Linked DNA regions of Mus musculus: all the other regions are linked to region 1. Evidence: chromatin loops called from intact Hi-C (ENCODE). Cell type or tissue: left cerebral cortex. All regions are shown on one strand. Links, peaks and the distances in the headings refer to the core of each region. The heading gives the core; the rest is flanking DNA.

Evidence for each region. Hi-C counts contacts between places; a loop is a spot of excess contacts. Peaks named below come from ENCODE experiments on the same cell type or tissue, not always from the same donor. Only the 100,000 strongest peaks of a DNase experiment are listed, where the experiment ranks them.
Region 2: a loop joins it to region 1, with 4 times the contacts of the local background. A loop is called at or near these places in 21 of 42 quality-filtered maps.
Region 3: it touches region 1 in a loop (3-fold over the local background); 8 of 42 quality-filtered maps call a loop at or near these places.

The regions. Positions count from the first base shown.
Region 1 is chr1:178,184,660-178,190,495 of GRCm38, forward strand. Desi2 (desumoylating isopeptidase 2) reads left to right here and starts at 2,758. Exons shown (of 5, transcript NM_024282.3): 1 at 2,758-3,298. The coding sequence starts at 3,257. In left cerebral cortex, for the core only: CTCF peaks have their summits at 3,329 and 3,803; DNase peaks (open chromatin) are centred at 2,234, 2,838 and 4,008; H3K4me3 peaks cover 2,365 bases; H3K27ac peaks cover 1,375 bases.
Region 2 is chr1:177,981,030-177,986,447 of GRCm38, forward strand. It overlaps a transcript of Catspere2 not described here. Among named protein-coding and RNA genes, the nearest start is that of Catspere2, 7.7 kb to the right of the region's middle. In left cerebral cortex, for the core only: a CTCF peak has its summit at 2,059; a DNase peak (open chromatin) is centred at 2,216; H3K4me3 peaks cover 1,294 bases; H3K27ac peaks cover 1,156 bases.
Region 3 is chr1:177,795,052-177,800,469 of GRCm38, forward strand. Adss (adenylosuccinate synthetase, non muscle) reads right to left here and starts at 1,458. Exons shown (of 13, transcript NM_007422.3): 1 at 1,161-1,458. The coding sequence starts at 1,343. In left cerebral cortex, for the core only: a CTCF peak has its summit at 2,517 (motif pointing right); DNase peaks (open chromatin) are centred at 128, 981, 1,044 and 1,678; H3K4me3 peaks cover 2,022 bases; H3K27ac peaks cover 1,562 bases.

The sequences.
Region 1 (5,836 bases), core at 493-5,492:
GACATTTGATGACATAAGTGGTGCTTTTGGCCATAAGGCCTTTCTGTAAGGCTATGGAAAATAGGGCTGGCGAGATGGCTCAGCGGATATGAGCACTGACCAAAGGTCCTGAGTTCAAATCCCAGTAACCACATTGCAACCACAAGGTGGCTCACAAACACCTGTAATGATATCTGATGCTCTCTTCTGGTGCATCTGAAGTCAGCTGCAGTGTACTTATGTATAGTAATAAATAAATCTTTGGGTAGAAGGAAGCAGAGCCTGAGCTAGCAGGGCTGACACAAGTGAGCAGAGGTCCTAAAACTCAATTCCCAACAACCACATGAAAGATCACAACCATCTGTACAGCTACAGTGTACTCACATACATAAAAAATAAATCTTTTAAAAAAAGTAACCAAGCCAGGTGGTGGTGGCATACGCCTTTAATCCCAGCACTTGGGAGGCAGAGGCAGGCAGATTTCTGAGTTCAAGGCCAGCCTGGTCTCCAAAGTGAGTTCCAGGACAGCCAGGGCTATACAGAGAAACCCTGTCTCAAAAAACAAAACAAAACAAAACAAAAATAGTAACCAATAGACTTGGCAATAGTGTAATGTTAGAGTAATGTTAAATAATGTTATGATGCTTTTACAATAGTACATTTCCATATGGTTTTTCCAAAGGCTATTCATGTTAGTTGTCCTCCCCATATTGCCTTCTTTAGCCTGACCTCCCACCTCCTCCCCCTTTTAATATTTCTTTCCAGCTGCATTTTTTCAATATTTCCTAGTGCTTCAACCCTTAATTTCACATAGCCTATAGTCATCTGCAAAAGAAGTTCCAATTAACGGATTACCTTTATCAAATTAGCCTGTGGGTATTGTCTTAACTAATTGATATAAGAGGGCCCAGTATACCCTGGGTGTTACATCCCCTGGAGAGGTTGTCTTGAGTTTCTTAAAAAAGCTAGCCAAGCATAAACCAGTGATTGAGCCAGCAGGCACTGCTCCTCCAAGGTGCTTGCTTTAAGTTCCTGCCCTGTCCTGACTTCCTTCTGTGATAGACTGTGACCCCTAAACCTGTTCTGCCCTAAGCTGCTTTCTGTCAGAGCAGGTGTTATCACAGCAACAGAAAGACTGCCCAACAAGTCTCTAGGCTTTAAGTTCTACTGAAATGTTTATTTTAGTCAGATTAATGGTTGTGACTCCATTTCATTTATGCAAATGCCTACTCAACATCTCATGAGACTCTAAAAGGCACTGAAAATATAACATGACCTAACAGTAATTTCATTTCCCTTTCTAACCTGCTTCTCCCTCAAATGTTTGATATATTATGAATAACATACTATCTACCCAAATTTGTCAAACATCCAGGACCTATTTTTGAGACTACCCCTAACTCCCCCAACAAATTTAATGTCCACACTTTTTAATATAAGGCTGGTCACTAGACTCCCAAGATGAGGAAGAAACCAAGCCACAAATCCAAAGTGCCTTTTAAATCTCTTGCATTATATCTGTTAATAACCCATTGACCAAATCAAGCCAAAGCTTGCTAAAGACAGTAGAGAGAGGCATCAAAGGTCATATATAATTTGAGAAGCCACTTTTACAATTTACCACGTTAATGGTCATGTTTCTATTTCCCTTGCCTCATTAAAATTTCACACAGAAACTCAAGCAATTTTTAATTTTTTAAAGTTATTTATTTATCTGAGTACATCATATCTGTCTTCAGACATATCAGAGGAGGGCATCTGATCCCAAATATAGATGGTTGTAAGCCACCATGTGTTTGCTGGAAATTGAACTCAGGACCTCTGGAAGAGCAGCCAGTACTCTTAAGCATTGAGCTTTCTCTCTAGCTCTCAAGCAATCTTTTAAGAGACTTATGTACATATTCATGTCGTTCCTTGGCTCAAACCCTACCAACTCTTCATTTAAAATCCAACCTCAGAGTTTGGAGAGATGGCTTGCCCACTAAAAGTACTTGTTGCTCTGCAGAGGATCTCAGTTTGGTTCCCAACACTCAGGTCAAGCAACTTACAGCAGCCTATAACTTCGGTTGCAGAGCATCCCTGCCCTCTGTCCTCTTTGGTCACCTGCACCCCTTGCTGTCTTTGTCTCTGTCTTCTGTCTTTCTCAGTCTCTTTCACTCTTTCACACACAGAGACACACAAACACACACACAATTGATAAATCTAAAATGTAAAATAGATATTCAATCTCAGCTAACTGAAAACTCAGGATGTCTTCTGACCAGTTAACTGCCTGTCCACAGATCACCTCTTTGCTCATTATATTCTAGCCACAGAGAACTTTTATTTTGTTCCTTAAGTACAAAAAACATGTCTTATGTCTATGTACTTTTGTCTCCTCTAATTGGAATTCTTGGCTCTCTTATATTTGACTAGCTTTCTGTCATTCACGAAATGTGAATTCCGTTTTGAGGGTTAAAGGAGACTTTCTTACATCCTACTTTTACAAGGGTAACCTTCCTCCCTTTATTGCCTCACTTCTATATTTTCAAAAATTAAAAAAAAAGCAGAAGGGCTTTGGAAAACTTAGTCATCACTTCTTCACATTGCGTTGGATTCACATCTCACGCTACAAACACCAGAAACAGCACTGAAAACTAAAAGGCAAATGGAGTCTCTGCTCGCCAAGGACGAACAGCGAAGGTTCCCCTGACAAACTCTTCGCAGGACTTTCTGGGAACTGTAGTCTCCCAGGGAGACGTGAGTGCCTACAATATCCTGGTGAATGCTGGGATATGTAGTCAGACTGCTTACACGCCCAATAGGAATCGCGGGTTCTCCCTCTGCTTTCTGGGAACGGTAGTCTTTCTGCGACCTCGAGCCACCAGGGTGAAGAGGCATCCGGCCTGTCGCCATTTTAGGTCTCCAGCTGCAGAGCCTGAGAGCCTCAACGCGCAGGCGGGCTCATCCCTGGATCCTGGCCGGCCCCGCCTCCAGGGTGCCTAAAGCCCGCCCCTCGCCCAGGCCCCGCCTTCCCCCACGTGTCTGCGGCCGAGGGGAGGCGCCTGAGCTGGAGCTGCCTCTCCACCTGTCTGGCCGGGTCCTCGTACAGGTTTCTGACAGCGTCTCCCGGGAGCGGTCCCGGCTGCCGGATGCTTCCGCCCCGGCTGCGGTGGGCCGGGCTGGACGCTTAGTGCCCGGCTCGAGCCCTGCCTGAGGCGCCCGCGGGGGTGGCAGCGGCCTCCGCCCCGCGGAGACCGAGCGGCTGGAGGACGAGGCGGCGGCCGTGGGGAGAAGGATGGGGGCTAACCAGTTAGTGGTGCTCAACGTCTACGACATGGTGAGTGCGTCCCCTGGCGGCCCGCGCTGGCCGGCCCTGTCAGGGGTCGGGACCCCGGCCCGGTGCTTCCTGCCTCGCGCCTCCGCCTCCAGCTTAGTTCTCAGGGGTGGGGGGAGGGGACAGTCGCGCTGTCTTCTAATCCCGAGACTGGCCCGCGCGCCTCCTGGAGGTGTCCCAGTCAGTCCGAAAGAGGGCTTGGGCTCGAGCCTCGTCCCAGCCCTCAGCTCCCCTGGCTGTGGGCCCGACCCCTGGGCGGATGAGCCGTGTCCTATCCGCGAAGCTTCGGTCGCAGGGCGACCTCCCTCCCAACTGCCACCTGGCCTCTAAGCTGCTCAGCTCCCCTCTGCCCTGCTCCTGCTGGCCCTTGTCTGTCTCCAAATGCTCGAGGCTTCCGACAACTCTCAAGCCCTTCAAGTCTAGAAAGTCACAGCTTCGATGCGGATGCTAGCGTCTCCCCAGAGGTGAACCGGAGCCAATACACCCTCACCTCCAAGGCATCCTCATAAAAATGAAAGAAGCGAAAATTTATGTAGAAAATAGCGCCATTGAATTATTTAGCGATCACAGAGGTGATCCTAGAATCCGAAGGCCACTTTCCAGGTGATGCAACAGGTGGATGACGTGACCGCTAGAGAGGGAAAGACAGCCTTGTTTATTATGTCATCTAACTTTGAAGAACTGAAAACATTCAGGCTAGGGTTCAAAGGCTGGATCCCCTCAGGTTCCAAGTGCAATAATACCCCTAGAAGAAGCACCTGGTAGAGAATGATCGCCGCAGGGAGGCTACGTTTGGGTGTGTTCACTCTCCTTTGGTTACTTAATTTTTGTTTTGTAAAGGATAGCCTTCCCCTGAAAAGCCTGAAATTTCTTGGCTATGCATTGACACATGAAATTTCTCCAGCATTATTTCTGTTGGCTTAAAAGTACTTAGAAGAAATTCAACAGTAAGAAGTCTTGGCTCTTAATTACAGCTCTAAGCTCTTTCTTCTTTGTATTGTTTATAAATTTTTAAATGAACAGGGAGCTATTGATAGAAAAGGATTCCTCATGCTATATCTAGAAGTTAACGTTGACAGGGCATGGTCTGCTGGTAACTAGAAGCGAGGTTTCTCTTCTAGTAGGTTCCAGTGTAAGTCTGGAGATGAGAGGTAGAGTAACAGACTAGGAAAAGTTAATCATGAAGGGAAAAGTTGGATAACTGGAGCAGGAGATTCGAGAAGAGCATGCGTATTGTATGACTAACAGCCTACTCTACTGGTTAATAAATTATTCTCTGGATTTAAACTTTTTGTGTTCCATGGGAATCTTTTCTTAATTAATTTTGCCCCCTGTTGTTGTTTAGTTGTTGTTTTGAGGCAGAGTTTGTGTAGTTCTGGCTATCTTGGAACTATCTTTGTAGAACAGGCTGGCCTCAAACTCTCAGAGACCCTCTGCCCCTCTGCCCCTCTGCCCCTCTGCCCCTCTGCCCCTCTGCCCCTCTGCCCCTCTGCAGGGATTGAAGGTCTACACCACCATTGTCAGCTTTAATATTGCCCTTTTAGTATTTCACTGCCTCTTGCCTATCAGACTTTGGATTTTTTTAAACTGGTGAAGACTCTTATAAACTATTCCTCAGGATATGTTTTACTCTGGAGAATATATATTGAAATATCTATATTTTTTAAAGATTTATGTGTATGAGTACACTCTAGCTGTCTTCAGACACATCAGAAGAGCACGTCAGATCACATTGTACATGATTGTGAGCCACCATGTGGTTGCTGGGAATTGAACCCAGGACCTTTGGAAGAGCAGTCAGTGCTTTTAACCACTGAGACATCTCTCCAGCCCCATCGTCTATATTTTTAATCAGTTGGAATTATGTAGTGACCAGTGGCTATAGTTTCATAACCCAAAGAAATCTGTCAAATAGAGTTTTGCTTTTTAGATTAAATTGAATATGCATTACATGGCATATAGTGTTTTCCTGTTCTATGAATCAGGAAAATCGTTACTGATTGTGAAGTTGTAAGGGCTAGGGATGATATTCAAACGAATGTTTTTTTAGGGGAAGACAGTTTTGAATGATGCTAAAATATGAAATATTCACAAAAGAGCTTATTCTTCTTGCCACTCTAGTAAATACAGAGAAAGCAGCCAGAAAAAGCCTAAGTGACTAAAAAGCAGGATCTAGAAATTCTAGATGACAGTCTTGATTCACTATTGTCTCTATTGAATAATTCCTAGTTATTTCTTACAAATTGCCTTATTTCATCAACAGGAAGAGAAACATTTGAATAAAAATGTTTATTTAAGAGACTTACTCTTGTATGTTCTTTTAAAGGCTTTTGTCTATGAATGCTTTTATCACTAATGTAAAAACTTTCCATTACTCATTTAATTTTGATGACATTGAAATCAGAGGCAGGATCCATTACCTGTCTGCTTTAAGGAATTTGGGATATCGTAAGGAAGACATAAGAAGAATTATAATTTAGAGCAGAGTAGCATTATTTTAATAGGAGCAGAAGAGGATCCAAAGACTATTTTGTGGTTGTA
Region 2 (5,418 bases), core at 1-5,000, 200 kb before region 1:
TCACATAGCCTATAGTCACCTGCAAAAGAATTCCCAGTTAATGGATTACCTTGACCAAATTAGCTTGTGGGTATTATCTTAAATAATTGATATAAGAGGGCCCAGTCTACCCTGGGTGTCACATTGCCTGGACAGGTTCTCTTGAGTTTTGTAAAAAAGCTAGCAAGCATAAGCCAGTGACTGAGCCAGCAGGCACTGCTCTTCCAAGGTGCTTGCTTTAAGTTCGTTCCCTGTCCTGACTTCCTTCAGTGATAGACTGTGACCCCCTAAACCTGTTCTACCCTAAGCTGCTTTCTGTCAGAGCATGTGTTATCACAGCAACAGAAAAACTGCCCAACAAGTCTCTGGGCTTTAAGTTCTACTGAAACGATTATTTTAGTCAGATTAATGGTTGTGACTCCATTTCATTTATGCAAATGCCTACTCAACATCTCATGAGCCTCTAAAAGGCACTGAAAATATAACATGACCTAACAGTAATTTCATTTCCCTTTCTAACCTGTTTCTTCCTCAAATGTTTGATATATTATGAATAGCATACTATCTACCCAAATGTGTGAAAAATCTAGGACCTATTTTTGAGAGTGTACCCAACAGAAAGAAACTCAAGCAATTTTTATTTTTTTAAAGAGTTATTTACTTTATTTATCTGAGTACATTGTAGCTGTCTTCAGACATACCAGAAGAGGGCATCTGATCCCAAATATAGATGGTTGTTACCCACCATGTGGTTGCTGGGACTTGAACTCAGGACCTCTGGAAGAGCAGCCAGTGCTCTTAACCACTGAGCCATCTCTCCAGCTCTCAAGCAATCTTTTAAGAGACTTATGTACATATTCATGTCGTTCCTTGGCTCAAACCCTACCAACTCTTCATTTAAAATCCAACCTCAGAGTTTGGAGAGATGGCTTGCCCACTAAAAGCACTTGTTGCTCTGCAGAGGATCTCAGTTTGGTTCCCAACACTCAGGTCAAGCAACTTACAGCAGCCTATAACTTCGGTTGCAGAGCATTCCTGCCCTCTGTCCTCTTTGGTCACCTGCACCCCTCGATGTCTTTGTCTCTGTCTCTGTCTTTCTCTCTCTGACTCTCTCTTCCACTCTTTCACACACAGAGACACACAAACACACACACAATTGATAAATCTAAAATGTAAAATAGATATTCAATCTTAGTTAACTGAAAACTCAGGATGTCTTCTGACCAGTTAACTGTCTGTCCACAGATCACCTCTTTGCTCATTATGTTCTAGCCACAGAGAACTTTTATTTTGTTCCTTAAATACAGAAAACATGTCTTATGTCTATGTACTTATGTCTCCTCTAATTGGAATTCTTGGCTTTCTTATTTTTGACTAGCTTTCTGTCATTCAGATTCTAGCTTAAAACTAGTCATTGCCCACACATCCTAAGATAACTCTAAATTATCTCAATTTTTCTACAAAATACTCATTGCTGGAATTTTGTTTGTCTCCCGTGTCTGTTCAGTTGCTGAATTCCCAGGTCTACCATATTACATGGCATACACTAGGAACACAAAATATATTTGTTGAATGGGTGCGCAAACACTGTGTCCTAGGACTGAGCTAATCTATGAGTTGCTACACTCTTCCAACCAGCGCAGGATACTCTCACTAAATGTGAATTCTGTTTTGAGGGTTAACTGAGACTTTCTTACATCCCACTTTTACAAGGGTAACCTTCCTCCATTTATTGCCTCACTTCTTTATTTTCAAAAATTAAAAAAGAAAAAAAGCAGAAGGGCTTTGGAAAACTTAGTCATCACTTCTTCACATTACGTTGTATTCACATCTCACGCTACAAACTCCAAAAACAGCACTGAAAACTAAAAGGCAAATGGAGTCTCTGCTAACCAAGGACTAACAGCGAAGGTTCCCTGGACAAACTCTATGTACTTTTGTCTTTTAATGGCACACAAGCCAGCATGCTGAGGCTGAGACTCATACACTACGCAGTGGTAGAGGAGTTTGACCCTGACCCTATTTTCCAACAGGCTTATAAAGGCAAAATCCACAACCTAGAGGGAGGTTGACATCCCCTGCATGACATCCTGGGAACTGTAGTCTCCCAGGGAGACGTGAGTGCCTACAATATCCTGGTGCATGCTGGGACATGTAGTCAGACTGCTTACACGCCCAATAGGAATCGCGGGTTTCCGCTCTCCTTTCTGGGAACGGTAGTCTTTCTGCGACCTCGAGCCACCAGGGTGAAGAGGCATCCGGCCTGTCGCCATTTTAGGTCTCCAGCTGCAGAGCCTGAGAACCTCAAGACGCAGGCGGGCTCATCCCTGGATCCTGCCCGGCCCCGCCTCCAGGGTGCCTAAAGCCCGCCCCTCGCCCAGGCCCCGCCTTCCCCCACGTGTCTGCGGCCGAGGGGAGGCGCCTGAGCTGGAGCTGCCTCTCCACCTGTCTAGCCGGGTCCTCATACAGGTTCCTGACAGCGTCTCCCGGGAGCGGTCCCGGCTGCCGGATGCTTCCGCCCCGGCTGCGGTGGGCCGGGCTGGACGCTTAGTGCCCGGCTCGAGCCCTGCCTGAGGCGCCCGCGGGGGTGGCAGCGTCTCCGCCCCGCGGAGACCGAGCGGCTGGAGAACGAGGCGGCGGCCGTGGGGAGAAGGATGGGGGCTAACCAGTTAGTGGTGCTCAACGTCTACGACGTGGTGAGTGAGGCACCTGGCGGCCCGCGCCGGCCGGCCCTGTCAGGGGTCGGGACCCCGGCCCGGTGCTTCCTGCCTCGCGCCTCCGCCTCCAGCTTAGTTCTCAGGGGTGGGGGGAGGGGACAGTCGCGCTGTCTTCTAATCCCGAGACTGGCCCGCGCGCCTCCTGGAGGTGTCCCAGTCAGTCCGAAAGAGGGCTTGGGCTCGAGCCTCGTCCCAGCCCTCAGCTCCCCTGGCTGTGGGCCCGACCCCTGGGCGGATGAGCCGTGTCCTATCCGCGAAGCTTCGGTCGCAGGGCGACCTCCCTCCCAACTGCCACCTGGCCTCTAAGCTGCTCAGCTCCCCTCTGCCCTGCTCCTGCTGGCCCTTGTCTGTCTCCAAATGCTCGAGGCTTCCGACAACTCTCAAGCCCTTCAAGTCTAGAAAGTCACAGCTTCGATGCGGATGCTAGCGTCTCCCCAGAGGTGAACCGGAGCCAATACACCCTCACCTCCAAGGCATCCTCATAAAAATGAATGAAGCGAAAATTTATGAAGAAAATAGCGCCGTTGAATTATTTAGCGATCACAGAGGTGATCCTAGAATCCGAAGACCACTTTCCAGGTGATGCAACAGGTGGATGGCGTGACCGCTAGAGAGGGAAGGACAGCCTTGTTTATTAAGTCATCTAACTTTGAAGAACTGCAAACACTCAGGCCAGGGTACTGAAGGTGGAGCAAAGATTAAGTTCCTTTTGCAGAAAGGAATGTCTGAGGAGGGAAGCTTATTGGCTAAACCCTTGGGGCCAACCCATCTAGATACCTCGTTAGCATGGCGAACTCTGTTCTGTGCTGTTCCTGTGGGGTGTCATAGTCATGGGCACCAGGACAGGAACCAGGTGCAGTACATGAGAACACCTGTGGTTCTCAGATAGGAGAAGTACTGGGGTTTGTGAATCCTCTCAACCTTCCCAGTTTTTGTCTGGTGATACGGTTCCGCTTGCCCTACAACACAGATCAGGTTAAGCAAGACAGAAGACTCAATACAAACACCAAGCTCTATATGTTGTCTGAAGATCTTGATAGCATCATATGTGTGGTGATTTGAGTGAAATGACACCCCCTGTTTTGGTCCTTTGAATACTTAGTGTCCCCAGTTGGTGATGTTCTGTGGCAAGATATAGGAGGTATGCTTGAAGAGTTTGAAGACTCAGGCACTTGGAGCATGCCTTCTGCCTACACTTCGAGATATATGCTCGAAATGAAAACTTGAATTTGAAATTTAAAAGTGAAAATTTAAATGTAATATCTAATAATTTGAGGAGGGAAATAGTTGATAGAAATAGGATATGGGTCTTCCTATCAAGAGCTAACATATTTTTTTAATTTTTTAAAAAGGATTTATTATTATATATAAGTATATTATAACTGACTTCTGACATACCAGAAGAAGGCATCAAATCTCATTAAAGGTGGTTATGGACCTTCAGAACTCAGGACCTTCAGAAGAACAGTCAGTGCTCTTACCTGTTGAGTCATCTCACCAGCCCTAAAACCTTTTTTTTTTTTTTTTTTGGTTTTCTGAGACAGGGTTTCTCTATGTATCCCTGGTTCTCCTGGAACTCACTCTGTAGACCAGGCTGGTCTGGAATTCAGAAATCCACCTGCCTCTGCCTCCCAAGTGCTAGGATCAAAGGCATGCACCACCACTGCCAGGCAAGAGCTATTTTTTTTGTTTGTTTGTTTGTTTGTTTTAATGGTTTAAGAACTTTATTATAGAAATGCAGGGAGAAAGAGAGAAGGTAGAAAGGGGGAGGGAGGCTAGAGAAAAGAGTAAGAGGGAGGAGAGGAGAGGACAAAGAGGAAGGAGAGAGGAGAGAAGAAAAAGGAAAGCAGTGTGAGGAGTGAGAGAAGTGAGAGGTGAGAGAACAAAGGAGTGAGAGAGAAGACCTAATATTTTTAAGAGCCAACATTTTTAAGGGTTTTTTTGTTTACCAGCCATTTTAAGGAGAAAGGAAGACAGATGATACATGTTATGTCAAATTAAAGCAAGTAACAAAAGAAAGGAACTCAAAGGGTGAGGAAGGAGAAAGAAGAAAAACCTGCCCAGAATGTAGTGGTAGGGCACAGATGTACTCAAACTGTACTCTCATCCAGCATGTTTTCTCCCTATAAGGCTGGGGCGTGGATTACAGTGGTTCTCAACCTTCCTAGTGCTGCAACCCTTTAATACAGTTCCTCATGATGTGGTGACACCAAACAAAAAATTATTTCATTGCTACTTCATAGCTATACTTCTGCTAATATGGATATTGATGTAAATATCTGATATACAGGATAATTAAGATGTGACTGGTGGGATTCATGACCCACAGGTTGAGAACCACCAACTTAGCGCCAAGGCCCTGGATTCCATCTGTTGCACTGAACAAAGGAAAGGAACATGTTTCTCAGTCTGTCCAGCTCTCGAACTTCTCTGAACTTCAATTTCCTCGGTGCGCTCTGTAATTCAAATGAATAGGAACTAAAACATAAAACAAAATCATATTTCCTAAACTGGTTTTCTGTGGTGGTTAATTTTAATTGTCAATTTGTCTGGGCCATGGTAGCAGTCCGTGTTGCTGCCCTAGGTCCCGGATTTGCTGGTCTCCACAGTCTTAGGAGTTAGTTCCTTGAAATACTCTTTCACACTTGCCCATGGAGTGGGGTTAGATTCCACAGCCTTGCATCAGTCACTCTCTGCTACACTTGTAGTTGCTCTAATTCAA
Region 3 (5,418 bases), core at 1-5,000, 390 kb before region 1:
TCAGATTCCAGGCCAACACCTGTGAGAGCACCATTAAATATGCATGTTGCCAGACAAGCTGCTGGAAGAGAAAGAACCTGTGAAAGAACCCTGTGAATTGAAGAATGGTGGTAAAGCGGCAGTTGGAGCAATAGGGCTCCACACACAGTAAAAAGATGACCCAAGTCAAAGCACCTGGCCTTTTACAGGCCGGTTTCTTCATACGTTTCAATTTTAGGTAAAAAAGCTTTCCACGATTAGCCTAGACCACAAGGCACCCCCACACAAAACCATGTACCTTCAGGGAGAAAAAAATTCTTACAATCTAAATACGCCACCATTAACTTCCAACACTGCACCTTGTTTTGAATGTGGGAACTGCTCATTTATTTTGAATTCTGAAACGGGGATGATAGTTTTCTGAGAGCCTTTTTCAAAGGCCTACCCTCTAGGCTGCTTCAAAGCAAATGACTAATAAGAAAAAAAAAAAAAAAAAAAAAAAAAACTAACACTAAAACCCACGTGTCTCCGGGTAGGAAACACTGGATTTCCTGAAAGTCAACTTTTTATATTACCGAAGCATTGTAAACATTTCTAAATTATCCGACTTGAAATCTCCGTATTTAGTTGCCTCACACTCACTTTTCAACTTACTGGGGATTCCTTAAGGACCGGTGAGTAATAAAAACAGATCTCCCCTTAATAGTAGTCTATGAAATACGAGTTAAAAACAAAAAACAAACAAAAGCACCGGAGGGCCCCAAACAGTCTCATCGCCCCGTAGCGGATTCTGCTATCAACAAAGTGGACCGATGGAGGCGAGGTTCTGCGTGCCTAAGCCTGTAGGTAATGCAGTGCTGAATCTCGATTTCAGGGAAATTGGGGAAAAGGACCCTTCCTAGTCCGCGCCGGCGGGTGGGCCTGGCCGGGTCTAGCCAGAGTCCCGAGCAGGCCTCGGGCGGAAGCTCCCTCAACTCTGCCCGCGGCGCACCGCCAGCCCAGTCCCCAGACCCCGAAATGCAGCTCCAACATCGCGCATCTTCCAGGTTCCTCCAGAGTCACCCGGAGCGTCACCGGAGACTCCAGGGCAGGGGTTCCCCGCAGCTCCCAGCCCGAGGGACGCACCTCAAGGTGACACCTCACCGCGCCGGCCGTCCCAGAAAGGGCCCGGCTTCCCTCACCTGGCAGCGGCACACGATGTCGGCGTCCTGCGCCAGTAGATCCACCACCTTCCCTTTGCCCTCGTCGCCCCACTGCGCTCCCAGCACCACAGTCACCCGGTTCCCTCCGGACCGCGCCCTGGGGCGGCCACAGTCGCCGTTGGGCAGGGAGGTGGCCGCCGGGCTGCTCTCGGAGATCGACATGGCTCCCGGCAGGGCAGAAGAGCCTTAAGGAGACGGGGCAGGAGAACGGAACGTGAACCCAACTGCTGCGCCGCCACCAGCCACATGCGGAGGAAGAAGGAGCCAGAGGCCGGCCCCGCCCCCGCCCCGAGGGCCGCCACCCTCTCTCCAGGCCCCGCCCCGCGCTCCGCCGCCCGCCCGCTCAGGGCGGGACCACACTTGGCGCAGGCCGAAGCCTCTGCGCGGCCCGCAGGCGCCACGGCCTCAACTGCCGCCACCCCAGGGCGGAGGCCACACCCCATCCCCGGCTTGGCGCGCTGCTCCGGGGAGAACCGCGCGAGAGCGGAGGCCAGGGGGCGGGGCTAACGGAGAGTTCCGCCCTCTGTGCCCGCCCACCAGCCTCTGGCCTTTCAAACTCGCGGTAGGGAAGGGGGTGAAAGAGTGTGGAACTACAATTCCCAGCATGCAATGCTCTGTGAGATGGCCAAGGCATGGCACCACAGTGTCAGGGTTGGCTGGTTTCGGTCTCTAAAAGCCAATTTGGTTTTCTGTGTCTAAACACTTGGGTATCTTAAAGAATGAAATACCCTTACAAAATGTAAACTGGGATTTAAAAATATGTGGAGGCTGGAGTGGAGCCGAATAAATTTAGAACTGAAAAGGGACTAAAAGTGCAAACTAAAAGCAGTAAAAATGAAATCTAGAGATAGCATCCTAACTCTTCCCATTTTTACAGTATCTGGGGCACAAAGATGAGTCAATTGCCTATGTCATATCCGAATGTACCTGGGTTATTTGATCCCCACAACCTTAAAGTTTACAATATTTTGTAAAATACGTTCGTTCTACAAAACAATTTCTCTTCTCCCATTTTTTCTCTGTTGAAGTGTTGGAGATCAAATTCAGAACCTTGTAATTTGATGCGAATACTGTACCACTGAGTTATTCGCCCCCCAGACCTTCGAACTCTTAAATAGCTTATCAGTTCCTCTCATGGGCGTTAAAATGGTACTTTGGACAGTTTGCAGATTGAGTAAGCCTAGGTGCTTCTCAGTGTTTTAATTGTAACTGATTACAGAGTGTGCCTATTGTCTATCTAATGTGGGTTTATCTATGTATTTATTTACTTATTTATATTATTTGTGTGTGAGAGGTCACATACCATGTTGTGTGTCTGTCTGTCTGTCTGAAGGCCAGCAGAGGGCCTCAGATCCCTGGGAGTCAGAGCAACAGGTGGTCGTGAGACATCTGAAAATACAGCTGTTCTCAACCTATGAGTTGAGACCCCCTTAGGGAGTCAATCAACCCTTTCACAGGGACTGCATATCAGATGTCATATCTGTTAGGTATTTACATTATGATTCACAACAATAGCAAAATTACAGTTATAAAATAGCAGTGAAGTAATTGTATAGTTGGGGGATGGGGCAACCACAACCTGAGGAACTGTATTAAAGGGTCACAGCATTAGGAAAGTTGAGAACCACTGAGACAACAGGTGCTAAAGAGGGAATCCAGATGCTCTGGAAGAGCAGCACGTGCTCCTAACTACTGAGCTGCCTCTCCAGCCCTGATCTAATGTTCTCACTGCAACCCAAACTGTGACATTAAATTTTGGTAAAGGAAATAATTGCTTTGAAAAAAGACTAATAATAAAGAATGTAGCTCATTGCTTGCTAGCACATGTAAGACCTAGGATTTAATACTCACCATTACAAACAAATCCATATGGCATAGAATCATATCCTGTGTGCTGTCTCCCAGTGTCCTGATCACCGAGCATCTATAAAGTCCAGTTTTACATTGCATAGTTCTCCTACTCATATACTAATCAGACCAGTCTCTGCTTGAATTCTATGGTGGGCAGGGTTTCAGGTGTGATTATAATAGGAGTACTTACTGTACCAGTACTGGTCTTATCATTAAGTACGGAGAATCTATGCTATACTAAGACCTCTGAGCACAGGTAACACAGTGAATCAAGATCACCAGTTGGGACATGAACGGTGATCTACTACTTCTGTTCTCCTGGTCCTGACTTCTCCCCCCCCCCCCCTTGGTAGCCATTTTAAAAGTCTCTCCACTTTGGTTAAACCATGCCAACTGCCTTGAAACCACAGGAGTCAGCAATAGAGAACTGAGGTCATTTGTTTTTCTGGATTCTTGCCACAAGTCTCTAGAGCCTGATAGTGCCTGGCCATCCAGAGTACTTCTTAATCATCCCACATGCTTGACTACTCATTTGGGAGTCCTTGCTAAGGCCAATTTGAGGGCCAAAAGAGGAAACCTATCAACATTCCCCTTGTTGTGACCATAAAAAAGAGAAAGAGCTATAAGAATATGTTCTGGCAGGGTGTGGAGGAAGGGGGTTATTCAGTGGGCCCAGGTGGAGGCATCCCTTCCCCCTGAGGAACCAGACACACACCACTATAGTATAGAATAGAGTTTATTCAGGGCATGGGGGGGGGGGTTTTAAGAGGGTAGTAGAGGCAGAGAGAGGCAGAGAGAAGGAGAGAGTAGAGACGTAGTGGCCGGTCATAGCCACGTGGAGAGAGGAGGGGGAGGGAATTGGAGAGAAGGGGCACAAGGGACAAGAGAGAAGCAAGAGAGCAAAAGGGTAAGAGAGAGAGAAGGGGCCAAGCAGCCCCTTTTATACTGGGCCAAGCCTACCTGGCTGCTGCCAAGAACTATGAGGTGGAGTTTAGACAGAATATCAACACCCCTGCCCACCTACTCTGTGATGGTTTGTATATGCTGGGCCCTGGGAGTGGTCTGTTCACAGCAGTAAAACCCAAACTAAGACAGAGGTTGCTACCAGGAGTCAGGTATTATTGTGATAGGCCTGACCATGCTTTTGTTTGGAAGAATGTGGATTTTGGGACTTAGGATTTGGAAAGCAGTGGGATGCTTTAAATGGAGCTTAATGGAACATCCTAGTAGGAATATGGAAGATTTTGTTACTGAGAATGAATTGAATTGTGCAGACCTGGCCCAAGAGGTTTCAGTAAGAATTTCAATATGTGGACTAGAGACTGTTTTGTGGTATTTTGGTCAAGAATGTGGCTACTTTTTGCCTTTGTCTGAAGGATCTGCCTGAGGCTAAAGTGAAGAATCTCAGATTCATTGCATTCAGATAAAGGAAGTCTCAGAAACTCCCATCATAGACTTTGTTATCTGGTTAAGTCTCATGAAGAGCATTTTAAACAAACATATCAAGATGAGAAATGAAAAATAGAAAATATATGGTTTGAATTTTAAAGGGGCTCCAGGAAGTGAAGTGGAACTGAAACCTGTGTTCAAGGATATTGAACTGAATTAAGGGAGGAGTAACCTTAGGGCAACCAGCCCTTCTCCCCCCCCCCCCCCCCATTAAGTTTAGGATCAGGCATGTTAGTACAAACCTCTAATCCCAGGAGGCAAAGGGAAGCAAATCTTTGAGTTTAAGGCCAGCCTAGAACAGAACAAGTTCTAGAAGAAGAAAAACTTAAATCCAGACTTGGTGAAACATATCATTAATCCCAGTGCTTAGGAGACAGGCATGCAGATCTCTGAGTTCAAAGTCAGTCTACAGAGCAAGTTCCAGGACAGGCAAGCTTAGGCAATGAAGAATGGAATAGAACAAGGAGGCTGTCTTAGTCAGGGTTTCTATTCCTGCACAAACATCATGATCAAGAAGCAAGTTGGGGGAAGAAAGGGTTTATTCAACTTATACTTTCCACATTGCTGTTGGTCACTAAAGGAAGTCAGGACTGGAACTCAAGCAGGTCAAGAAACAGGAGCTGATGTAGAGGCCATGGAGGGATGTTACTTACTGGCTTGCTTCCTCTGGCTTGCTCAGCTTGCTCTCTTATAGAACCCAAGACTACCAGCCCAGAGGTGGTACCACTCACAAGGGGCCCTCCCACCTTTATCACTAATTGAGAAAATGCCTTACAGCTGAATCTCATGGAGGCATTTCCTCACCTGAAGCTCCTTTCTCTGTGATAACTCCAGCTTGTGTGAAGTTGACACAAAACCAGCCAGTAAAGGGGCCATGTTCCAGTTCCTACAAGTGGCAGAACTCAGCAGCTTCAGCCATGTGGCTCTGGCTTTAGAG